Regions from separate parts of the Mus musculus genome. Here region 1 is linked to region 2. Evidence: chromatin loops called from intact Hi-C (ENCODE). Cell type or tissue: heart. All regions are shown on one strand. Each heading gives the region's core, and the rest is flanking DNA. Links, peaks and the distances in the headings are about the cores only.

The links. Peaks named below come from ENCODE experiments on the same cell type or tissue, not always from the same donor. Only the 100,000 strongest peaks of a DNase experiment are listed, where the experiment ranks them.
Region 1: it touches region 2 in a loop (4-fold over the local background); 5 of 42 quality-filtered maps call a loop at or near these places.

Annotation. Positions count from the first base shown.
Region 1 is chr7:58,781,894-58,791,318 of GRCm38, forward strand. Atp10a (ATPase, class V, type 10A) reads left to right here. Exons shown (of 21, transcript NM_009728.2): 4 at 2,839-2,945; 5 at 3,333-3,464; 6 at 4,562-4,692; 7 at 6,301-6,553; 8 at 9,091-9,308. Among named protein-coding and RNA genes, the nearest start is that of Gm39019, 56 kb to the left of the region's middle. In heart, for the core only: no CTCF peak of the experiment used is centred there; no DNase peak of the experiment used is centred there; H3K27ac peaks cover 2,840 bases.
Region 2 is chr7:58,839,165-58,848,589 of GRCm38, forward strand. No RefSeq gene overlaps it. Among named protein-coding and RNA genes, the nearest start is that of Gm39019, 110 kb to the left of the region's middle. In heart, for the core only: no CTCF peak of the experiment used is centred there; a DNase peak (open chromatin) is centred at 5,077; H3K4me3 peaks cover 735 bases; H3K27ac peaks cover 3,849 bases.

The DNA of each region.
Region 1 (9,425 bases), core at 901-8,900, 57 kb before region 2:
GGAGTGTTGCTCAGTTTCAAGGTGCACTTGCCTAGCATTTTGGAAGACCTGTGTTTAATCTCTAGTACGATACACACACACACACATACACACACACACACACACACACACACACACACACACACACACACACACCGAGGGGGTGGGGGGGAGCGAGAGAGGAAGAGAGGGAGAGAGAAAAAGACAGGTAGAGACAGAGAGTGAAAGACAATTCTTAGATCCTCAATACCTTGGAGGTTATTCACAGAACTCTTCACTATGAATACCAAAACTCAAACATTCAAGTCACTTGTATAAAATAGCATAATGTTTGCATATAAACTACACATATCTTCCTGTAAATTCTAAATAATATGATATAAAAACTATATAGTGTAAATAGTTATATACTGTATTTTCAAGAAATAACAAGTACTAACTGATAAGTGGATATTAGCCCAGAAACTTAGAATACCCAAGATACAATTTGCAAAACATATGACACTCAAGAATAACAAAGACCAAAGTGTGGACACTTCACCTCTTCCTAAAATTGGGAACAAAACACCCATGGAAGGAGTTACAGAGACAAAGTTTGGAGCTGAGACGAAAGGATGGACCATCCAGAGACTGCCCCACCTGGGGATTGATCCTAAATCAGCCACCAATTGCAGACACTATTGTATACACCAGCAAGATTTTGCTGAAAGCACAACAAGCATTGTAGTCTTGATTTTTATATAGTTTCTCTTGTAGTCTTGATATAGCTTTCTCTTGTGAGGCCTGGCAAACACAGAACTGGATGCTCACAGGGCCCCCAATGGAGAGCTAAAGAAAGTTCTCAAGGAGCTGAAGGGGTCTGCAACCCTATAGGTGGAAAAACAATATGAACTAACCAGTACCCCAGAGCTTGTGTCTCTAGCTGCATACGTAGCAGAAGATGGCCTAGTCGGCCATCATTGGGAAGAGAGGCCCCTTGGCCTTGCAAACTTTATATGCCCCAGTACAGGGGACCACCAGGGCCAAGAAGTGGGAGTGAGTGGGCAAGGGACCAGGGTGGGGGGAGGGTATAGGGGACTTTTGGGATAGCATTTGAAATGTAAATGAAGAAAATACCTAATAAAAAATTGGAAAAAGAAAAAATTAAGAAATAACAAGAAAAATAAAATCAACCTATTAACTATAGAGAATTCCTCACCCCCAGTGTCATCTACCTATAGCTGGTTGAATCTGCAGGTGCAATGCTCAGAGATATAGAGGACTGCCAGTAGTTACACATGATATCAGAGAAGGTTGAATATGAAATACTATTCTTATTTTTGCTGAGTCCGTCTTGTTTCTAGAAAAGTGGGCTTTTCTTTCTCCACTGCTGCCCAAAGGAATTTTTTTCATGTCTAGTTGTCACTAAAGAAATATCCACATGAGAAATACAACATTGCAGTTTTCTATCTGGTAATGGGACAGTAATGGGGTAGGGCTTTATATGTATCTGCCTTTGTGTGTATCTGCCTAATCTCTTGATGCTTAGCTTCAGCTTTGAACCTTTATCTTGGTTTTCCTGCTGTGAGCCTTCGTCATAGGACTTTTTTAATAGTCCCTTGAGTGTCCCTTTCTACATACTCTGCAGAAGAACTGGCACTGTGGTGAATTATGTTAAATGAACTACAATGCACTTAAGCACAACAAGCATTGTAGTCTTGATTTTATATAGTTTCTCTTCATCATTGAAAATATATTTATTTCTGCAGCTAATGTGCACCACTCTAGGAGCTGTAAGGAATGAAAGACTTTTAGGTTCACCTGAGTTGCCAAGAGGAGACATTTTGATAAGGGTGGGGAGAAGGGTGTCTATGGTGGGTATGGGAAGGTAGCCTGTATATTGTGCTCCTGGGTCTGCTCTCGTATAGTGCTAGTGTAGACCCTGTTGGACAACACTGGTCATTGGACCAAGAGGACAAGTTTTAAAGTCAATGGCTTAAACTTGAACAGTACTTTTGATTCTATACAGCACTGACACAATTTGTAATGCTCATAGTTTACATATATCTCAGATTAAATATATTAATATCTTTATAACTTTATGAAAGATAGATGTAAAGTGATGCCAAAATTGGGCTTGAGGAACGGGCTCATTGACTAAGAGAACGTGTACACATGAGGATCTGAGTTCAAATCCCCAGCACCCATGTAAAGATAAGGTGTGGCCATCCATACCTGTGGCACTAGCACAGGAAGCAGAAGCTGGGAACAGAAACAAAAGGACAGCTGCATTTGCCAGCCATACAACTTGGCTGAAAAATGATAAGCCCTGGGTTCAACGACAGACCCTGTCTCAAGGAAACAAGGCAAAAAAGGATAGAGGAGGGTAATAGATGTCTACTCCATGTTGGTACCTATACACACTTGTTGGCATATACACTTACACCTAAGATAGGGAAACTCACACACACACACACACACACACACACACACACACACACACACACACAAACTGCTGTCAAAATTCATACCATCCCTTCTCAATGGCTGTGTGTGTTTTGTGACATCCCAAGGCACTGACTGGCACTCTCATTTCTGGCGGAGTAGATAGATGTACCAGCTATCACCCAGCGAGACTGTCCTTGTCAGCTTCCCAGGTCTGCCCTGCAACTACAGAATTGGCACTTTCTGTAGTCAGTTCCCAGTTAATCCCATTCAAAGTAGATAAACAGCAGCTTTGGGACTTCTGTGCTAATTTGCAGCAGCTTCCTCAGAGCTGCTATGGAGTTACAACCAGACAGCCATGGCAGGGCCTTCTGGGTACTTCAACAAAGTGCTTGTGTAGCCATGTGACATGCCCTGCTCCGTGTTCTTCCACAGCATGCACAGCAATGGGGAGAAGGCTGGGCTGCATAAGGAAAACTTGCTGCTTCGTGGGTGCACCATCAGAAACACAGAGGCTGTGGCTGGAATTGTCATCTACGCAGGTAGGCACAGGCTACACCTAAGACCATCTACTGCCACACTGTGCCACGTACTCTCCAATGTTTCTTTCTAATTTCTATCTCATATTAAAAGTTGTACATACCCATTGTAGGAAATTGGAAACTTAAAATTTATGAAAACAGAAAAGTATCAGAAAAACAAAAACAAAAACCAAAGTTCTAATAACAACTCAATTGAAGTGTTCTTCCGTTTTCTTTAGAATATTTCTTTCTGTTCATTTTACAGTTGTTATATAATGCATTCTGAATCCTATTTTGACCGAGGTTCTTAGAGAGCTGAAATCCAGCATAATTGCTCTGTAGGCTCCAGTCCCTGGTTCCTTGTCTTTAGGAGATTGGTGTTTCATACCCCTCCATCCTCCTCTGCAGGACATGAAACCAAAGCCCTGCTGAACAATAGTGGGCCCCGCTACAAGCGCAGCCAGCTTGAAAGGCAGATGAACTGCGATGTCCTCTGGTGTGTCCTTCTCCTCGTTTGTATATCTCTATTTTCAGCGGTTGGTAAGTCTCCCAAGATGAGTCCTCAGTGAAGTAGACTGCTGCACAGCCTACAGGCAAGCTTGGGGGCTATCCTGACTCCACTAGACCCAGCACCTTAAAGGTCAAAACACCATTTTCACTACTTGGATTCCAGGAGTGCCTGCATCAGCATCAGTGTGGCCACACTGAGGTGAATGAGCTTGCAGAGTAATGTTCCTTTTGGAGTTGAAGGCTACTTGGATGGGGGCGATGGGTCCGTCATAGCCGTAGTAATGTGTCCAGTGAAAGAGGATTCAGCAATAGTGATGAAAGCTAGCGACAGGAGAGGAACACATATAGCAATGAGGCGGTATGACAAAAGAGAAAACAACAATATGGGTCTTGGAAGGGGACCAAAAGATTGTAGAACCTTTTCAGTAGCATGTTTTGAGGCTCCAGCACTTGATTTATACCTTGTCCCTACCTTGTCAACATGGACCAGACAGGTGTAGCATGGTGTCAGATGATTAAAGCAGAGCCACATAGAACACCAAAAGGTTTCTGTAACCAGAGAGGTGTGCAAATTAGTTTAGCGAGAAACACGCATAACCCTTGACTTCTTAGAAACTGTAACATGTGAAAGTTGAATCCCCAAGAAGGGGCCACATGGGCCGTATTTAGGTCCTAATGCGTGCTTACCCAGGCCGTTGTGACTCTGTTTTTTAGGCACCTGGATGATGAAGTCATTCTCCCAGCACACAGGCCGTGTTTTATATCAGGATCAGTGGCGCCATTCAGCACCATCAATAGGAAACCCTTGAGTGCAGTTGTGGGGGTTCTTGCTATGTTGTCTAGGATGGGGGAGAATGTTTGATCCTTCTACCTTAGCCTCCCAAGTGACACGATCACAAGTGTAGTATCATACACAGTTTAAGAAACTCTGGATGGGAGCAAAACTCAGTGTGCACTCTTCCCAGCTGCCTGCCGAAGGGTGCTTTCTTTTATGACAAAGAAAGCTGATAGAACGAATATGTCAATAACAATGTCAGTAGCAATTTTTAAAAAAATGTCTTAATTTTCCCAAGCAGCGTTCTTTCTTTCCTGTCAGATGAATGATGCCTCTCTTTAAACATGCACAGGGCATGGATTGTGGGTTCGGCGCTATCAAGAGAAAAAAGCACTATTTGATGTTCCCGAGTCTGATGGCAGCTCTTTATCCCCAGCCACAGCTGCAGTTTACTCATTTTTTACAATGATAATAGTTCTGCAGGTAACAGTAATAAATATTATATGGTAATTACTTTACTTTCCTCTCGAGAACATAAAAATCTTGCAAAGAATTTTCTATCAATTCTGCATCTTGAAGAATCACAAATCCACGTTGCTTTTTGTTCTATTTGAAGGCTCTTTGGTGACTTTCCAGTTCATGCTCTTCTTTTGCTTTTCTTTAACTGATCAACGCTTTGGGGATTGAGTTTTCCCATTGTTTCTCTGTTTTTCTATTACTATTTATGAATTATTACTAATTTATTATTATTAGCCTCACGCATGCGAGGCAAGTGCTCTAACCACTGAGGTACATCCTGAGTCCTCTTTTAAAAAATAAATTTAATCTGGGAATAATATTTAGATCTACAGAAATTTTCGTACACTAATGGAGGACATCCACATTCGCCTCTCACCCAGTTCCCTGACATGAGTGTGTTCCTACTGATGTAGTTCTCCACGAAATCGAGGCAGCCAACCTGAATACTTTGCTACAAGCAAAACCCCAAGCTATTTCATTCACAGCATCTCTGCAGATGAGCCCCTCTCCCAGAATTCATTCTGGTGCTGCTGCATATATTAGCATTAGTATTCAGTAGCAGTCATAGGCATTCACATGCCTGCCTATCTGTAACTGAATGGCAGCACCAGAAAGGTCTGTTAAGGAGTAAAAACATCCCCAGAGCTCTAAGGGGCAGTGATGGTCACACCTAGCCTGTGTGAGGACAGAGCAACCAGAGGCTGTGTCCAGCCTCGCCTTATCACAAGTGGTTCCTTCCTACAGTTGGAAAACAGTATCATTTGACATTGCAAATTAGGTTTTGTTTTTTGTTTTATGTTGTTTTTTTTTTTTTTGTAAATGTAAATTTTGTTCTAGCCTTGAGTTAGGATAATAGTTGGTGTCTTATTAACATAATTAATTTACCAAGAGAACCCAGTTAGTCAGAAGATGATATTCTGGGCTCATAAATATTAGGTCAGTGTTGTGGCTCTATAAATAAACATTCATTTCCAGAAATTTGGTCTTGAATGATCAAACCACACTGCATTTTTTTTTTTCTCAAGCCATCTTGCATTTGCTCTCTATTGCACAAGATCAGGAAATTGTACTGCAACATAAAACCAGCCTCTGAAACAACTCTTTTCATCCCATGGCTGCCCCCCCCCCCCCCCCCCCGGACTGTGGAGCGCATCCTTGGGTAATAGACAGCTCCTGTCACTGGGGCTCTGGGGAAACATGAGGGAGAGTGCTGCTATAGTTAGAGGTGACTTTGCTCATGAGGACTCTGACTGTGCCTGTTTTCTTCTCTTCTCTCTTTCCTTTCCTAGCCCCTCTCAAGCACAACTTAGTCTCCAGGCCATCGTTATCCTTCCAGACATAGGAGTGGATTTCCGCTCTGCAATTGCACCAGCCTAGGCTATTCTAGTTTAAACTCTTTGTCAGTACTTTTAATCCTTTTCCAATAGTGACTTTAAGCCAACCCATTTAAGCTCTTAAAGGTACAGTACAGTTCCTGCTTCCTTGGTCATTTGTCATTTGATTTGATTGTATTAACTGAGAACTGCTCCCTGGTGCTCATAGTCATTCATCCCGTGTGCCTTTGTATTCTAGGTTTTGATTCCAATTTCCTTATATGTTTCCATTGAAATTGTTAAAGTGTGCCAAGTATACTTCATTAACCAAGATATAGAGCTCTATGATGAAGAGACAGATTCACAGCTGCAGTGCCGAGCTCTGAACATAACAGAAGACTTAGGGCAGATAAAATACATCTTCTCGGACAAAACCGGCACATTAACTGAGAACAAGATGGTCTTTCGAAGATGCACTGTGTCCGGCATAGAATATTCTCACGATGCCAATGGTGAGTGTGAGGACAGAGGCCTCCAGTCTGGGCTGGATTAGAGAACTGCTCTCTCCAAATTGTGCATGGGCAGGAGACAGTCCACAAGGTTCAGGGTTTGCTGGCTGAAGGGAAGATAAATCTTTCTTGATCACTTGGGAGCCCAGAACTATTTATAGAATGAGCTGACATTGTCGTGCTCGCTGCTGTGTCTGGAATGATATGCATCTGTTTTGGCTCATTTTCTGCCAGGCAAGCACAGCAGCCAGACAGCACACCCTTGAAGTGCTAGTTTCTGCGGTGGCTTCACTTTGCACCACAGAGGGGCAGAGAGATTTTCTGTTGTCACTCATTTATCTTTCAGCTATCAGCTGAAAATTCTCAGACGGGCACTGTGTACTTTACAATGCATTCTTAGCCTTGGAACACAATGTCTATTCAAGGCTGAGAGAAATGAGTCTCTAGCCCTGCCTCCCATCTTTCCTTTCCTTATCCTTTGCTGCCTCCCTCCTTGCTGAAGAAAGGCTCTGGCAAAATCACCAAGCTTCTTAAGCCCCTTGCCAAGAGAAAATACAGTGATGAAGATGCCTGCACTTCAGTCATAGCTCTAGAGTAATAGCAATTTTGAGTGAGTCACCCCCCCCCCACTGCCGCGCACACACACATACCCCTGCCCCACAGTTCCCTTCTTTCCAATAAGAAAAGCAAAAAAGCACAGACTGCCAAGAGAATAGAGTGGGGAATGGGATCCAGTGAGTGGCTGGATCAGTAGCTACTAAGCTATCTCCCCAGCACCTAAGAATTATCTTGATGGGCACTATCTTCCTTTGTATACAATATAACAGAAAGCAGACGAGTCTACCTACTGTTTAACACTTTCATGTGCACCCCAAGTAAACTGCTAGTGGTGTTTTCCATGCCTTTGCCTATCTACCCTGTCTACCTTCCTAACCTCATTCCGCGGTCCCTACCACACTCTAACCCTCTTGCTTCCCCTTTCCCTGCCCACTTACTCAGCTTTGTGCACTGAAGTGTACTCCCAGGCATTGTGTTTTTAGAAGCCTTGTAGAGCTGGGACTCAGTTTCAGACAGGCAAGAACAGGTTTGAGATCTCTAGCACACCAGTGCCTTCAATCAATGCTGATATATCCACTGAGGGTGAGGTAATGGATATATTAAATAGTTTCGTGTGTATGTATAGCACATTTTATTCTATGTCAAAACAAAACATCTGCACCCTCTAAATGTGTTCAGTTATGATTTGTCAATAAAAGATAATATTAATAGCACAATTAAAAAATAAAGTTGTCATCTGAGACTTTATGGGACAGAATCATAGATTTGACAGAAGTCAAATGCAAAGCTAAGGTTAACAGGTTCTGTCACTTCCAGAGGAAACAGTTAAGTATTTGAGGCATAAAAGCCTTTATGCATCTTTGTGCTGTGCAGAAGTGCCAGGACTGAAATAGATCATCTCCAATCAGTTCAGCCCATGGTTTGCCAGAGCTCACATACCAAAGCTAGCCACAGAGACTATGGGCATATTCTTCTCTCACCTCTTGACCTAATAACCTACAGGTAGCTGGCTGCATGCCTATGTGTAGGCTTCTCCAACGCCTCTACAGTTACAAACAGTACAACAGAAGTAGCTCCTTTCAGGCTCCACAGCTTCAGAGAGGAGGAGGAGGAGGCCTGAAGGTATAAGTTGCTCCTCTCCAGGCTGGAGTTAATTCAATTCACAATGCCAGAAAGTGGGCACAACAGCTATGTGCCCGGGCTTTTCTCCTCCTTGCAATCCAGCAGGCACACTAGGCCATATGTCACCAGAGAACAGAGGGTATGTTTGGCATCCTGGTATGGAGAAGTACTTAGCCTGATGACATTGGGCATGGGCACCCACTTCTCTGGAGATCAGAATCTCCTGATATTAGGCCGCCCTAATATTTCTACCAAGTGCTGTGCCTGCACTTGACCTTCTGATTAAATACTTAGTTTGAAAGAGTAATTCTGAATACATTGCTTATTGCTCACCCATGTCTCGAAGAGCCATCCTAACCTGGAAATCCTGGAAAGATTTGATCAGAGCCACTGGCAAAAAAAAAAAAAAAACCAGTGGCATGAGCTCTTCTTCATGCCATTTTTCAGACACTCATGTGAATATGGGGACCTCACTGGCCAGTGAATCCCCAAGGCTCAATCTCAGGAATGTAGTCCAGATCCTCTTGGATAGAGCCTCACTGGCTGGGCTCAGGCCTGGCTACATGCGATTAGACTGTGCAACCTCAAGAGAGTGAACCTTGTTGTTCTATAGCACTTCACGGTCTACTGGTGCATGTAGACAGCTCCCTCTCTATTAGTTCCACTCAGTTCATGGAGAATGCAAGTTAGTAAGAATGCTAGAGAACATTTTAAATCCCCTTGAAATACTAACTATAACCTTACCATTGGAGAGTGGGGATTGGGTGCCCTCTGAGACACAGGCTCATGGAACCTACAACATCCTGAATTAATTCCGTCTGCCCCCATTGATGTCTAACATTTTGTCCCTATCTCCACAGCTCAGCGACTGGCCAGGTATCAAGAGGCAGACTCAGAAGAGGAGGAAGTGGTGTCCAAGGTGGGCACAATATCCCACCGTGGCAGCACTGGGAGCCATCAGAGCATCTGGATGACTCATAAGACCCAAAGTATCAAGTCCCACCGGCGCACAGGCAGTCGAGCTGAGGCAAAGAGAGCCAGCATGCTGTCTAAGCACACTGCCTTCAGCAGCCCCATGGTGAGTGCAGGCAGTGGGTAACCCTTCTGAAGGGATGGGAGCCTATCACTCTGCTTTCTTTCCACTGTCCACTGTCTCTGATAATCAAAATTACCTCTTTTCCATCACACAAATAAG
Region 2 (9,425 bases), core at 448-8,447:
TGATCCTTTCATTCTCAGGCGTCTCATATTTTTTTTTAACATCTATAGACATCCTTTGTGAGTTTTTAACATTATGCCTGTCAGCCAGTCTAACAAATCCCCTTTTATAAATATATGTATTCTATGTAGTCTGTAATTTCATATTGAACTGTGTAGTATCACAACTACATTTTTCTAAGTTAAAATAAGGCTCTAGCAGTCACCATGTGGTAAAATATTTGGACTGATACTTAAGGAGAAAATTGTAGATGTACAATAAAATTAAAATTAATTACAGTACAAAGAAGTATAGCTTCTTTAAAAAGAAAATGTACACGGAAAATCTAACAATTGTTTGACGTATATAGGTCTCTATAAAAGACTGACTAAAAAGGTAGCAGTCAAGGAACAAGGGATGGGTAGGCAGAAAAGAAGTAACAGGCCAATCATGGTGGGGTTTGACTGTAATACCAGAGCTTAGGAATCTGAGACAGGAGGTATATGATTTTAAGGACATTCTGAGCCTCATGAGACTGTATTTTGAAAAGAAAAGAAAAGGAAAGAAAAGAAAAGAAAAAGAGAAGAAAAGAAAAAAAGAAAAGAGAAGAAAAGTAAAGAGAAGAGAAGAGAAGAGAAGAGAAGAGGAGAAGAGAAAAGAGAATGAAAGGAAGGGGAAGGGAAGGAATAACAAAACACTTTCTTAAAGCAATTACATGAACAATTTGAAATTAAGTGAATGAAAAGGTTTAATAAAAAGGATTTCAAAAATGAATTTATGAAAAACAAATGCACAGGTCAGTGAAGAATAAAGACGCAAGTAAGTAGAATGTTGGAAAATCATCTGTGTAGGAAAAGTGATACTAGTATTGAACAAAGTAGAGTTGAGAACATAAAGTTAGTTTACACTGTAAAGGGCTCAGTCTCTTAGGGGTGTCTAATAGTCCTGAATGACATATCCCTAATTACAGAGCTCCAAAATATATTAAACTAAATTTATGGAGGAAAGAAACATAATCACAAATAAAGCCAGATCCTTTTCAGAAATTCACAAAAAAAGGTGGTGAGTAGGGAAGGTAAATGCAGGATTGGGAGGACGAACAACTTGCTTCTGTACTCAACACTGGAATATAGGACCAACTGTAAGCATGTGTGGCGTACAGTGGACATTACTACAATAGAGAGTTGCTAGCCTTTGGAAACAAAATTAGGTGGTCCAAGGCCAGGCCAGGGGAGGTAGAGTGGGAAGTGTGCAGAGAGGAGCAGGGTGAAAACCTCCAAAAAAAGAGCAATCCCAGAGATCTGGGGACTCTGGCTCTCACTGGCTGGGAGGTGACCTGGCCTGCACCCATGACTCCATGAAGGAACCCACGGGTTTATTGGGCCTACAGTGTAAGTAGCCTTTTATACGGTGTACCTGCCTCTACCCAGTTTCACCTTTGTCCTGCTTTTCTTATCTCTACTAAATAAGCACTCTTATCCAGACCCATTTCCTGACAGGTATATAAACTTTACTTCAACATGCAACCTGCTACTGCAGCAAAGCCACACTGAGGGCAAGCATCTCACAATTAAGGGCCTGTACATTTGTAGATCAGGACTTTGTTCTTGCTGGCCTTTGACCCTTCAAGGATACTGTAACGAAAATAATCTCGGCCTTTAGCCTTCTTCTAAGTCCCCATTTGATCTTTTTCAGAATGGAGATCTCTGTTGCGGTCCCTCTGCCCTGCACAATATTGACCTTTCTGGTACATGGACAATAATTACACACATTTAGATCATTCCAGCGGCTCTGCTTGCCACAGTTCCTTTACCATGTCAGCTTAGCTAGTTCTCGTATGTCAGCCTGATGCTTTCCACTAAATAAATCCCTTCTTGTGCTTGCACTTTAAGGCATGAAAACTCTTTTGAGCAATTTAAACTTGGTTTATACCTGACTCAAGGTCAGTGTTTGAGAAAATGAAAGTGACAAGTGTTTTCAGCACAATTATACTGCTGTAGCTTTTCTCTGGCCTCCATTAACAGAAGCATAACTCCAAGTCTTCACTGGAAAGTTGGTGGCATGGCTCAGACACCAGATGGAATGGATAAAACCCTCCTTTCAGAGCCCAGTCCCTACTAGTACACAGTGTACCTCCAGCTTTGCCAAAGAAAACAGAATATTACCTGAGTGGTGTGTTCATGGCAACCCATAGAGGATCCTGTGAGTTTAGTAACTATTTCCAGCCACGGCAAATTTTTGGCTACTCTTAGATTTGCATTGTAACTAGGATTTTCAGTTAATTTGGTTCTTGGTTAAAGCAGCATACAATCTTCCAAGTGTTCATCAAATTAAAGTGCCTTCTGGTCCTTATCTTTCTTTACTCTTTGTGGATTAGGAAAAGGAAGCAGACCTGCTCACTAGTACATCCTTAATATCTCTACCAACTTTTAGCAAGGCTGCGTTCTCAAACATCCTCCAGAAATCCATGTTTTGGTTTTTTTTTTTTAACCACAGGAATTTCTAGGACTGAGCACATCTATTCCTTTAAAATAGGACTACAGATTTTTAAAAGACCTGACCAGGAACACCATAAATAAAATAAAGGAGGGGATGTTGGCTACTTGTCTAATTTGAAGAACTCAGCTCTTTATTATAAACATATCATATGAAAAACACCTGAGGCCTCCTGACAAAATCATCTGTGCTCTTTCTCTTACTGGGTCAAAATGTAAACACAAGCTTGAGGTCTGGATGAATAATTAGTATTCCTATCTTCTGGGTTGTAGGTGGCCATAGTGGCTACTACTATGGAAGATTTGTCATTCTTGCCCCCAACTTAGAATATAAGGCCCTGGAGCACAGGACAGGTTTGACTTGTTATCCAGAAACCCAGAGGAAACATAATGTGAGCCTTCTCTTCCCCAGCACATCTAGCATATCATGATACTAGATGCCTCATGGCCAGGCACACTACGTTGACAGCTTTGACAGAGTGTCTCAGGCCAGAGAATGGTTATCAATACTCATCACTACCCTCTTTTCATAAGCCTAAGGGGAATGATTGTCCAGGAAACAGGCAACTTCTTCTTTTTCCTGCAAAATCTTGAAGCAAAAGATAATGAAAATGGTCAGGCCCATCTCCATCAGCAACTTCCTGTATAGATAACTTTAGGACTGCTAAATCTCATGAAGTAGAAAGGCATCCTAGCCTGGTGCCTGAAAAAGAGTAAAGAATCCCAGTGAAAAATGTACTTCACACCAAAGAGAAGCACTAATATCCACATATTATTCAAACACAAAGAAAGGACATCTTAGTGTTTTACTACTTGTGAGATTGCTGACTATGGCAGCCTTATCAAAGCCTGCTGGGAATGTTATATAAACTCTTCACTGGAAATAGTCACAGAAAGCATAGCAAGCACTTCAAAACAGGATTGCGGCCTCACATCTCTGTCCACTGTGGAGTCATGATCACCTTTACTTAGGAGGCTGAAGGTATCGTCCAGCTGCTGAGCCCAATTCCTTGTTCTGAGTTCTCATTGCACAAACTAAGATGTGAGGAGTTACCAGAGCTGTTCAGAGGTAAGGAGAATGTGGGGTGCACAATGAAGACCCTTCTGCTAGAAGTGCTTTGTCTTTCTGGTTGTCATTAACTATACCTCAATGGCTGTTTCACAAGAGAGGGAGCTGTACCGTGCCGATACTCAGGAAGCCCTACCTATCTTGGCTCTTATTTATACTTTTTCACAGAGAAGTTTCTGGCACAGAGCTACCTCTCCCCCAACACTCCCCAGTGCCTGTAGAAAAGCTGCATGTGCTGGGAAATCAGCCTGCAGGTCTTCCCCCTTCTCATTCCATGGCTAACTGACACAAAGCATGTTTCCCTGGCAGATGGTCTGAGAATTTATCTCCCTATAAAATTAGCTCCGCAACAAATGTGTCTGCCCTGACTCGGAAGCTCAAAATAACCCATTAGAGCCCAGGTGGTCATAAATCTCTGTCCTGTGTTATGGCTCACAAGAGTGGGAAACACATCAGACTTGAACTTCATAGAGGAAAGTCCTGCTATTTTTAGCCCCTGCCTTCTCTCAGAGAAAACAACATTCTTCCAGCTTTCAGGCTCTAGAAGAGCTGCCTTTAACCCTTCAACTAGCCTCCCTAGAAATGCTCCCAGGCCTGACCTTGCACCCTTGAGTGCATGCTTTATGTCCTCCATAGCAGTTACCTCCTCATGGCACCTGCTTGTTCATTTTTCAGGTGTTTATTGTCTTCCTGTTATCCCTGAGTGAGTAAGGATCCTTCTGAGAACACCAGAGAGAGGAAACTGTATTCTTCATGGTTAATTAAGGGTGTTTTTTTTTTATGATTGTCAAAACTTGTTTTCATCTGTGTATTAAATAGTGCCATTGCACAACAGGAAACATACATATTTCATGGGACCTATTTATTTATAAACAAACAAACAAATAAGTGCACAGCGTCTACCAGCTTATTAGTGGACTGGATTTTCTAAGCATACATTATTACATTATGCCTTTTAAAGTAGCTTTATAAAAGAAGGTTTCTTATGCTATATAACCTTTAACTTTTTTGAATCTGTAAGATTATCAAAATCCCCTCCTCTGGGTTTTTTTCTGGAATCATGCCCTGGAAGCAAGCCATCATAATTTATTGCTTAAGATGACATACATTGCTTTGTTGCTTTCAAAGAAATCTATGATTATAATATAATATTCTTCTGTATTGAAAAGGGGGCTGGATTTTTGGCTACATCTAAAGGTACAGCTGTCTTCTCCTACTCCAGGGGCATCTTGTATTTTCCAGCACTCTCTGCACACAAGGCAGAATATCTTTGGGAGCCTGCCCCAGAAATCCTTCCCCTGATAAACGTCCCCAAGGGCTATCTTGTGATCCTCACAAACATAGTACAGATTTTGTGGATGGGCGTTGGAGTTAAGAAAACACCCAAGCATTTGCTGTTGTCTAGTGCACAGATTAGAATAAGCCAAAGCTGCTGAGCTGCTTTGATTTTTTTTCGTTGCTATGCTCAGAGCCCCTGGAACACCACTCCCAACGGTGGATGAAAAATCGTGCCTCTGCCAGCCATGAAGTGTGAGGCTCTGAGCTATTTTTGGCTTCATTTTCTCAGAGGGCTGGTCACGTGGGGCTGCTGTCTGCAGCTTTCCTGCTGGTATGCGGCAGAAGCTGTATTGATTCATTCCTCCCTCCTCCAGTGCTTCCCCTTTTCTCTTTTCTCCCTCTCCTCGGGCGGGCTAGGAACTCACCAGAGAAGAAGGTCCCAGTCAGAGGCTCCAGAGAGATCTCTTTGAATAAGAATACCATTTCTTACTCCCCAGGTTTTCTTGAATATACATACATATGCATATAGCTAACATTTATTTTAATTACCATTTAATTTTTTTTTCATTCGTAGCTCACTCAGCATTGCAGGGTGTAAAAATGTAAATGCTGAGCCCCAGAAATGAAGTACATGTAGACCTTAGAGAGTTTTTCTCAACCCCCTACAAATTATGGTTTACATAAGGAGGAAATAAGGGCGGGGGAGTCAGTATTAAGTACTGGAGGGGATGGGAGAGAGATACAGAGGGTCAGGAAATAGAATAAAAATATGTAGCAGTGGGAGATGAGGGAAACAAGAGGCTCCCAGGACCCAACAGGATGACTTTAGCGGAAATGCACAGAGACGGGGTAGATAGAACCTGTAGAGACCAACTCCCTTGTGTGAGTAGCCAATTTTTATAGAATAATTTCTAGAAAAATTTCTAGGATAATTCTAATTTGCCTCTGTATCTATTTTCCTATCAACTTAGAAGGAACAAATTGAGTTTTTGTTTGGGTTTTTTGTTTTTTGTTTCTGTTTTTGTTTGTCTTTTCCAAATGTCCTTTCTGACATCTCTTCAAGGCTGCTCAGTCTCTATCCTTGTCCTCATTTCCATACCACTTCACCCTGCACCCACTACAGCTTCTAAGGTAGCTCTCAGCTCTGCGCGTGAGCAGCCTAGAAGACCTCAGGAGAGCAAAAGGCTTCAGAACTACCACAGATATCCCAAGACTGCTTGCCCTCTCTTGAGGCTAACAGGGCCTGCTCCCTCACTGCTGAAGTCCGGCCTGTGAAGACTGATATTCTACTCTTCAGGGCTAGAGCAGGACCCTGCAGCTTCTGGCAGAATACATGGCAAAGCCAACTTCAGTGTCACTTGAAAGAAGCAATGAGGCCTGTGCTTAAAGGTTGGATGCAATGCTGGAGTTGATCCTTCCTAGATTCATATTTCTCTTAAAAATTACTTTTAGTATTATCATTAGTTTCTGTGTGTGTATGCTATATCAGGAGTGGGGTACACATGCCCTAACATGCATGCAGACGTCTAAAGACAATTTTACACAGTCATTCTTTCCCCCTATCTTTATATGGGTTCTGGGGATTTAACTGATGTCTCCAGGCTTGTACAACTAGTGCTTTTTCTCACTGAATTCCCTCACTGTCCCTCAGACTCGTGTTTCTAAGTTCATGAAATTAAATACATCATATGACAATGGAAACCAATTTCGTTGTAATAATAAAATAGCTTCTAAAAGACAAATAAAATTTGCTGTACAGAAATAAATGTACCTCAGTAAAAAGCTAAATAATCTATCTTTGGGTTTTATCTGTTGCAAGTTTGGACAGACAATGTTTCAAGATAATTGCAATAACCATGATACAATTGGACATGGATGACTACCAGTGAGACAGAACTTGGGCTTCCCAGACAAAATATTGGATTACCAGTCTACATTTAAATTTCAAATTGTTCCAATTATTATATGTGGGACATGCTTATATTAAAATACTGTTCATTTTTATAAAATTCAGATTCAACTAGGTAACCTCGATCAGTATTGTTAAAAGTGGAGTAGCTTAAAATCCACATCTATAACTGAAAGAAACACTAAACATTTGTTAGCAGTTTGGGGGGGTGGGGGGGAATGTATCTATTCAAGTCGATGGACACCTCTTCTTCATGTTGGTAGAAACCACTACACACTGATATGTGGTGATGAAGGTTCTCAACTCACAGGGTATTTTTTCTTTTTAGTTGTAGAAGACATTTCGTAGGCTTGAAACCCTATAGGCCTAATAACTAAGCATCACTGGGGGCTTGCTTGTAGTCTAGGCTGCTGAAACACATTGGAGCCCAATGAGTGTGATTAGGCCAGTCTTCTCAACATAGTGGTCAGTCACAGAAAGAGCTCTTCCCTGCCATCTCTGCATCTATTTCATTTGGTCCACCAAGTACACTCTATAAAGCTAAATTTCTCCTTCTTAGATTATAAATCCTATACAGAGTGAAATTAGTCCAGCCTGCTCACCATAGTATGACTGTTAAACATTTCCCTGCACATGAATGTTTGGAAGTTGGTGAATAGACAGATAAAGTAACAAGAATCACACGCTAGTTATATGCCTGGCAGTGGTTATACTTCTCATTTGTGGGTAAATACACCCAGAGAAAGAAAACAGGCCATTTGCAAATCGCAGTGAGAAATTAATTTTGTGAATTGGAAACCTCAGAGCCATGGCAAGATTCTTTTGAAACAGGGCTATGTTCCTTGTGTTAATTCTAGAAGGAATATTTTGGGTATTTTAGCAGAGCAAGTGGGAACAAGGAAGACAGTACGATGACTTTAGACGTCTTTAGAGTATTATTCTCTGCTTTCTAAAATCAGTTTCAAGCTCTTTTCCATGTATAAAATATGCACCACAGATTTATTTTCTCATGGATCTTTTTAAAATCCTACTAAAATCTAAAGAGGTTTTCATAATGCTTCATATAACATCCTCCCTTAATCTGGAAGACAAGCAGTCTACAAGTCAGGACAAGACCTTAAGTTTCAGTGCCTCTAGGATGGAGAAGGCTGAGCTAGGAAATGTCTTACTTTTCCAGCAGTTTCTGGCCAGACTTCCTTTTCATTTCTTTAAGCTCTCGATGAATAGAATATCTTCAGGTAATGTAATATTCATCTGAGCCTACTTCAGAAGGAATTTGGATGACAACATGGCAAGGTATCAGTAAGCATCTAAGCTCCCTATTGAACGTAAAGTGAGTAAGATATTTAGATGTGGCCACATGCACCGTCTATGGCTGATGTGAAATCACATTCTCATTTTATCTAAATATCCTAAGCAAATAGGTCCCACATCTGAATCCCACTCAACTCTTCTGTTCCCCTGATGGCTTTGGCTCTTACCCTGGTTGAACTCCTACTGACTCAACTTTAAAATGTGGCCAGATTCTTCTGCCTTTCCTAGTGGCTAATTCCTTCATTGCCTGTCCGAAGACTGCTCTCCCGGTACATGACAGTTCTCCTTGACCCTCCATAGACAGCAGGCCCATTTGTACTAGGAGGGATGCAAGTCTTTGGTCCCTCCCTTCTGTGCTCCATGGGTACCCCATACACATATCCATCATTCCACCTACACTATACTGATCAAGACCATATTTCTTTTTTTTTTTCTGTTTTTTTTCCCATTTTTTATTAGGTATTTAGCTCATTTACATTTCCAAAATGTATATACCAAAAGTCCCCCATACCCACCCACCCCCACTCCCCTACCCACCCACTCCCCCTTTTTGGCCCTGGCGTTCCCCTGTACTGGGGCATATAAAATTTGCGTGTCCAGTGGGCCTCTCTTTCCAGTGATGGCCGACTAGGCCATCTTCTGATACATATGCAGCTAGAGTCAAGAGCTCCGGGGTACTGGTTAGTTCATAATGTTGTTCCACCTATAGGGTTGCAGATATACCTATAGGGTCCTTTAGCTCCTTGAGTACTTTCTCTAGCTCCTCCATTGCGAGCCCTGTGATCTATCCATTAGCTGACTGTGAGCATCCACTTCTGTGTTTGCTAGGCCCCGGCATAGTCTCACAAGAGACAGATACATCTGGGTCCTTTCGATAATATCTTGCTAGTGTATGCAATGGTGTCAGTGTTTGGATGCTGATTATGGGGTGGATCCCTGAATATGGCAGTCTCTAGATGGTCCATCCTTTTGTCTCAGCTCCAAACTTTGTCTCTGTAACTCCTTCCATGGGAGTTTTGTTCCCACTTCTAAGGAGGGGCATAGTGTCCACACTTCAGTCTTCATTTTTCTTGAGTTTCATGTGTTTAGCAAATTGTATCTTATATCTTGGGTATCCTAGGTTTTGGGCTAATATCCACTTATCAGTGAGTACATATTGTGTGAGTTCCTTTGTGAATGTGTTACCTCACTCAGGATGATGCCCTCCAGGTCCATCCATTTGGCTAGGAATTTCATAAATTCATTCTTTTTAATAGCTGATTAGTACTCCATTGTGTAGATGTACCACATTTTCTGTATCCATTCCTCTGTTGAGGGGCATCTGGGTTCCTTCCAGCTTGTGGCTATTATAAACAAGGCTGCTATGAACATAGTGGAGCATGT